2 separate regions of the Homo sapiens genome follow, and region 1 is linked to region 2. Evidence: chromatin contacts called from ENCODE Hi-C or POLR2A ChIA-PET data. All regions are on one chromosome and are shown on one strand. The core of a region is the stretch at or near the end of the contact, and the rest is flanking DNA. Distances in the headings are between cores, read along the strand shown. Region 1 holds the start of CTC1 (CST telomere replication complex component 1). Region 2 holds the start of DLG4 (discs large MAGUK scaffold protein 4).

Region 1 (2,700 bases), core at 1-2,500, 1.0 Mb before region 2:
AATCGTCGCGCGCGTTTGTTACGTCATCCGCGTGCGCCGCGGGCAGAGACTGGACCTGCCAGCGCCGGGGCGACTACGCCCCGCCCACTTTTCCCCAGCCACCCGGCCGAATTCTAGGTTCTTGGTGGGGAGAGGTTTATCCCCAGGTGGTTTCTCCCACAAATCTGTCTTGAACTGACGTTTGTGAAAATACATTCAGTTCCCCGTCCCCGCGGGGACAGTTAAGTAATGACATCAGTTAGTTAAGGCCATAAAGCAAGCATGTGAAAGTTGTGCTTTGGTGGCATTACGAGGAAGCCCTTCTCTGCTTGGCAAGATCAGGGAGACTGAAAGATGCTTAGAAGTCATCCACCAGGCGGGCTGTGTTTGAGTTCCTGAGCTCTGCTACCCCATCCATCTGAAGGCCTGCGGGATGCCGGACAGGATGTCACTTAGGAGGGAGACGGAGGCTGGGCGCGGTGGCTCCCGCCTGTAATCCGAGCACTTTGGGAGCCCGAGGCGGGCAGATCGCTTGAGCCCAGGAGTTCGAGACCAGTCTGGGCAACATGGCGAAACCATGTCGCTACAGAAAAATACAAAAATTAGCCGGGTGTGGCGGTGCAAGCCTGCGATCCCAGCTACTTGGTGGGCTGAGGTGGGAGGATCGCTTGAGCCCGGGAGGTCGAGGCTGCAGTGAACCGAGATGGCGCCGCTGCACTCCAGCCTGGGCGATAGAGCGAGACCTCGTCTCAAAAAAATCAGAGAGGGCCAGGGGCTGTGTTTCACGCCTGTAATCCCAGCACTTTGGGAGGCTGAGGCGGGTGGATCACCTGAGGTCAGGAGTTTGAGACCAGCCTGGCCACATGGTGAAACCCCGTCTCTACTAAAAATACAAAAAAAAAAAAAAAAAAAAAAATTAGCCGGGCGTGGTGGTGGCAGGTGCCTGTAATCCTAGCTACTCAGGAGGCTGAGGCCGGAAAATCCCTTGAACCTGGGAGGCGGGGGTTGCAGTGAGCCGAGATCGCGCCACTGCACTCCAGCCTGGGCGACAGAACCAGGCTTCGTCTTAAAAAAAAAAAAATCAGAGAAAAGAGACAGGGGTGTCGGGAGTTGGGATGGTGCACCGAGGCGCCTCGCGGAGTCTCTAGGAAGCGAGGGGGTGAGCAGCGAGAAGGAGCTGGAGGTGGCGAGGAAACCCGCTCACCGGTGACGTCACCGAGCGCCCCCCCACCCCCATCCCCACCCCCAAGCGAGCACCTGCCCCTCCCGGGGGCGGAGCTCCGGCGCATCATGGCGGCTGGCCGGGCCCAGGTCCCTTCCTCCGTGAGTGCTGCTATTACGTCTCTTGTTCCTTTTTTCTTGTTTGTCACAGATACTCTTTCTCTTCCTATTTCCTCTGCCTTGTCTCTCTGGGCTCGCTGGCCGCGTCCGGCCCATGGGTGAGGGGGTTGTGAGTCGGTCCGCTCCTACCTCTTACTGGTTCTGCGAATGTTTATTCCCTCATTCACGCGGCGCCCGCTGTGAGCCTTAAACTGGTCTCCGTTCACTCTCTAGGGTTTAATCCTGGTGGGAAACCAGGAGCAGGTTAATGGGGGAACTATGGGGCTGTGGGTTCCTGGAGAAGACCCTTGACGGAGCTGTAGGGGAAAAGGGCAACCATAATAAGTAAAAGCGTCTGAGACCCGAAGTGCGTGTAGAAGGCAAAAAGCGCCGAAAGGGGCTGGGTGTGGTGGCTCACGCTTGTAATCCAGCACTGTGGGAGGCGGAGGCGGGCGGATTACTTGAGGTCAGGAGTTCGAGACCAGCCTGACCAACATGGTGAAACCTCATCTCTACTAAAAATACAAAAATTAGCCGGGCGTGGTGGCGCGCACCTGTAATTCCAGCTACTCAGAAGGTTGAGGCAGGAGAATCGCTTGAACCGGGTAGACGGAGGCTGCAGTGAGCTGAGATTGTGCCACAGCACTCCAGCCTGGGCAACAGAGCGAGACTCTGTCAAAAAAAAAAAAAAAAAAAAAAAAGCGCCGGAAGGGGTTTCAGGACGGAAGCAAACACATATTCAAAGGCAGGAGGATAGAGCAGGTGTCTGAAAAACTCAAAAGTTCAGTTGGGTGGTGGTGGAGGGGTCAGAGCTGACAGTTTTGTACCTCTTGCTAAGCAGCGACTTTAACATGAGGGTAATTGGGTGTGGTGGCACACGCCGGTAATCCCAGCTGCTCAGGAAGCTGAGCAGGGAACCACGGAAGTGGAGGTTGCAGTGAGCCGAGATCGCGCCACTGCACTCTAGCCTGGACGACAGAGCCAGACTCCATCTCAAATAAATAAATAAATAAATAAATAAATAAATAAATAAATAAATAAGATGTTAAGAAAATACAATCTAAAGGATTGGTTTGTGTGCGTGTGTGTGTGTGTGTGTTTTGAGACGGAGTCTAGCTTTGTCACCAGGCTGGAGTGCAGTGACGCGATCTCGGCTCACTGCAACCTCTGCCTCCCAGGTTCAAGCGATTCTTCTGCCTCAGCCTCCCGAGTAGCTGGAATTACAGGCATACAGGCACGCGCCGCCATGCCCAGCTCATTTTTGTATTTTTTTTCTTTTTTTTAAGTACAGACGGTGTTTCACCATGTTAGCCAGGATGGTCTCGATCTCCTGACGTCGTGATCTGCCCGCCTTGGCCTCCGAAACTGCTGGGATTACAGGCGTGAGCCACTGCACCCAGC
Region 2 (2,700 bases), core at 139-2,638:
TGTGGAGCAAGATGGTGGCGGTGCTGGTGCCTTGGGACCTGGGGGAATGGGACAGCTGGTCGGCTCAGAGACGGCCTACTTTACTCACAGCTGGAATTTAGTGGGGAGAAGCAGCTCAACTCCAATCCTGGAGGATTAGGGAGATTAAAGTGAGAGAAGAGAGAGATGTCCCAGAGACCAAGAGGTGAAAAACAGGGCTCCTTGTGGAGGGGAGGTCTGGGAGCGAAGTGGGGGGCTGGGGCTCGGAGATCCTTCTCCCCAAATCTTTCCGTAGGGGCTGGGGTGAAGGGCACAGTCTGGGGAGATGAAGTGACAGTGTGTTCATCTTCCTGTGTTGGCATCTTCCCTGTCCCAATTCTCCTTGCATCTCACTAGCTCCCAGGTCAGCCCTCTGGCTCCTGGCACCCCCACTGCTGCGGTGGGCACCCCCACTCCTCACAGTGCTGCATAGCGACCTCTTCCAGGCCTTGCTGGGTGAGTAGCCCGTTTTCTGAGGGACCTGGGCCTCCAAGGGCCATTACTGAACTTCGGGGGCTGTTTGGGAGCCCAGAGATCATTTGGTCCAAGCTGGAGCACCATGCAGGGTCCTGCCTATGGTGTCCTCCATGAGTGTGGACCAGCCTTGGCTGAAAGGGCTCCTCCCTTGCCAGCCAGCCAGCAGCGGTGATGACAGGGGTGATGTGCCTGGAGAGGCCTGGGGTGGGGAGGTAACTCAGTTCTGTTCCTGTGACAGACATCCTGGACTATTATGAGGCTTCCCTCTCAGAGAGTCAGGTAAGGAGGTGGGGGCGAGCGCCTAACTTCCTGAGGGGCAGGCAGGGCTGGAGGGGTGAGCCAAATATCACTAATATTACCTGGAATCTTGGGGGCCCTGCTGACAAAAGCCTGAGTCAGTGGCCCAGGGACTTGGGGCACCGAGAATGCACTCTCTGTGGTCCTGTACCCACTCTCCCTTTCTTCCTCGTTTTCTTTGGCTGCCCCAGTTTCAGGCACTAAAGAGTCTAGGGCTTAACTTTTTAGGTTTCCCCCTGAGAAACCTGAGGGAGAACTAGGCCCCCAGGGATTGCCTCCTTCAGCTCCTCCCTCACACCCGACCCCCTACCGCCTGCCGAGAGGCCTCCCTCCCGTATTCAAATAACCGTGGGTGCTCCCAGCCCAACTATAGATGCTTCCTTCTCTAAGAAATGAAATCCAGCCTCATCGTCTTTGCTGTCATCGCTGGTGGCTGGCCAGGTCTCCATGTTTGCCTCAGGGGCCTCTGTGCTTCTGCTTCTATCTCCTTTCCCATTATCCGGGTTCCTGCCAGCACAGAAGGAGTTAACTCTGCCAAGGCACCCCCCCCATTCTGGCTCCTAGCTCCCTCCCTCCCTCCCCCTGCTTCCTCTCTCCTCCTCTCTCCCCTTCCCTCTTCGGCTCCACGGCTCCCTCGGCCGCTGCCGTTTCCAACCCCCCCACCCCACTCCCCCGCCACGGCCCCTAGCCCCTGGCCGTTTGGCAAGACCCCCCCCTACCCCGGGGCTCCCCGAAATCCAGTTCCCCTCCCCCACCCCAGCTCATGCCCCAGCCCCCGAACTCCGGGGCTGCCAGCCCCCGGTGCCCCCGCCCCTCCTGAGAATCGGGGTGTGCTCCCCAAGCCCCCTCCCCTCCACTGGGGAGCCCCTTTTAGGGCCCCCTTCCCCTCCCTCCCACGCTCCCCTCCCCTTCCCTTCTCCAACCCCCTCCTTCCCCTCTCACCCCTCCCCCCATCCTGGCCCCCCCTGCAAAAGTGGGGTGCGGAGGGGGGAGGGGTGAGAACCCACGGAGGGGAGGAACGAAACTCCGATGAAGTCAGAGCCCCTTACCCGCCGCCGCGGCCAGGCCCCCCAACATGGACTGTCTCTGTATAGTGACAACCAAGGTAAGCATGATGGGGGGGCTATAAACTGGGGGGAGGGTATGAGTTTGTGGGGAGGGGTTAGTAGGCCTTATCTGGGACTGGCGCCCCTGGAGTGGCAGCATCAGAAGTAAGATGTATTTGGGGGTCTTAATTTAGTTTTGGGGTTCACATCTGAGAAAATGCAGGATTTGGCCACAGGTGCCCCCTGGAGTGATCCCTTTGTACCTGTAGGGATATGGAAAATTTAGGATATTCCATGGTTCGGGGGGCCTGGCGGGTTTGGGGGTTCATCAGCGCTGTTTGAGGGAGACTTATTTAAGGAGAAGCCTGGCTCATAAGGGAGTCCTGCTGGTGTATGTGGGAAGGTGGGCTATGTTGGGGGGTTCCTCTTTCCTCCCCAGGGAAAAGCTGGCTTCCAAGGGCCTTGTCCAGTTTTGGGGGGCTCCTGGCATGGGGTAAAGGTTATTGGTTGTGAGTGCCTGACTGATCTGGGGGTGTCAGCTGGCAGGGAAGGGGTGGGCCTTCAGACTCTAGAACAAGCATCTCGTGGTGGCTGCATTTAGGGATGCTCTCTCAATTTGAGGGAACTGTTAATTTAGGGTTCAGTCATATAGAATGGAGGTAGTTGGAAGTTGTCAGAGGGCTGGGGCCCTGGCATGGGATCACCTGAGGGAATGGACCAGGTGAGGCAAGGATTTGGGGGTACTCCCATAGGAGGCAGAAGATTGCAGCAGCCGAGCTTGCCAGCCCCTGAGGAGGAGGATGAGAGGCTTAGGGAGAGAGGGGATTTGAGGAGGGGGACCGGGTGGGTGGTGCACAATTTG

The links. A loop is a pair of places that touch in the nucleus more often than their neighbours do. ChIA-PET counts read pairs that join two places held with the same protein, here RNA polymerase II (POLR2A). Pooled maps may share reads with other maps.
Region 1: a pooled map shows a loop between it and region 2 (5-fold over the local background). The contact joins the promoter of CTC1 here to the promoter of DLG4 in region 2. A Hi-C loop is called at or near these places in 6 of 50 pooled maps. POLR2A ChIA-PET finds 5 or more read pairs at or near these places in 2 of 52 experiments (B cell and WTC11).

What each region holds. Positions count from the first base shown.
Region 1 is chr17:8,246,606-8,249,305 of GRCh38, reverse strand. CTC1 (CST telomere replication complex component 1) reads left to right here and starts at 1,250. Exons shown (of 23, transcript NM_025099.6): 1 at 1,250-1,302. The coding sequence starts at 1,270. It overlaps PFAS (phosphoribosylformylglycinamidine synthase), which reads right to left and starts at 17. Exons shown (of 28, transcript NM_012393.3): 1 at 1-17. RefSeq lists enhancers at 1-589, 714-833, 1,314-1,453 and a silencer at 1,174-1,223.
Region 2 is chr17:7,216,315-7,219,014 of GRCh38, reverse strand. DLG4 (discs large MAGUK scaffold protein 4) reads left to right here and starts at 1,388. Exons shown (of 20, transcript NM_001321075.3): 1 at 1,388-1,897. The coding sequence starts at 1,868. It also overlaps a transcript of ACADVL not described here.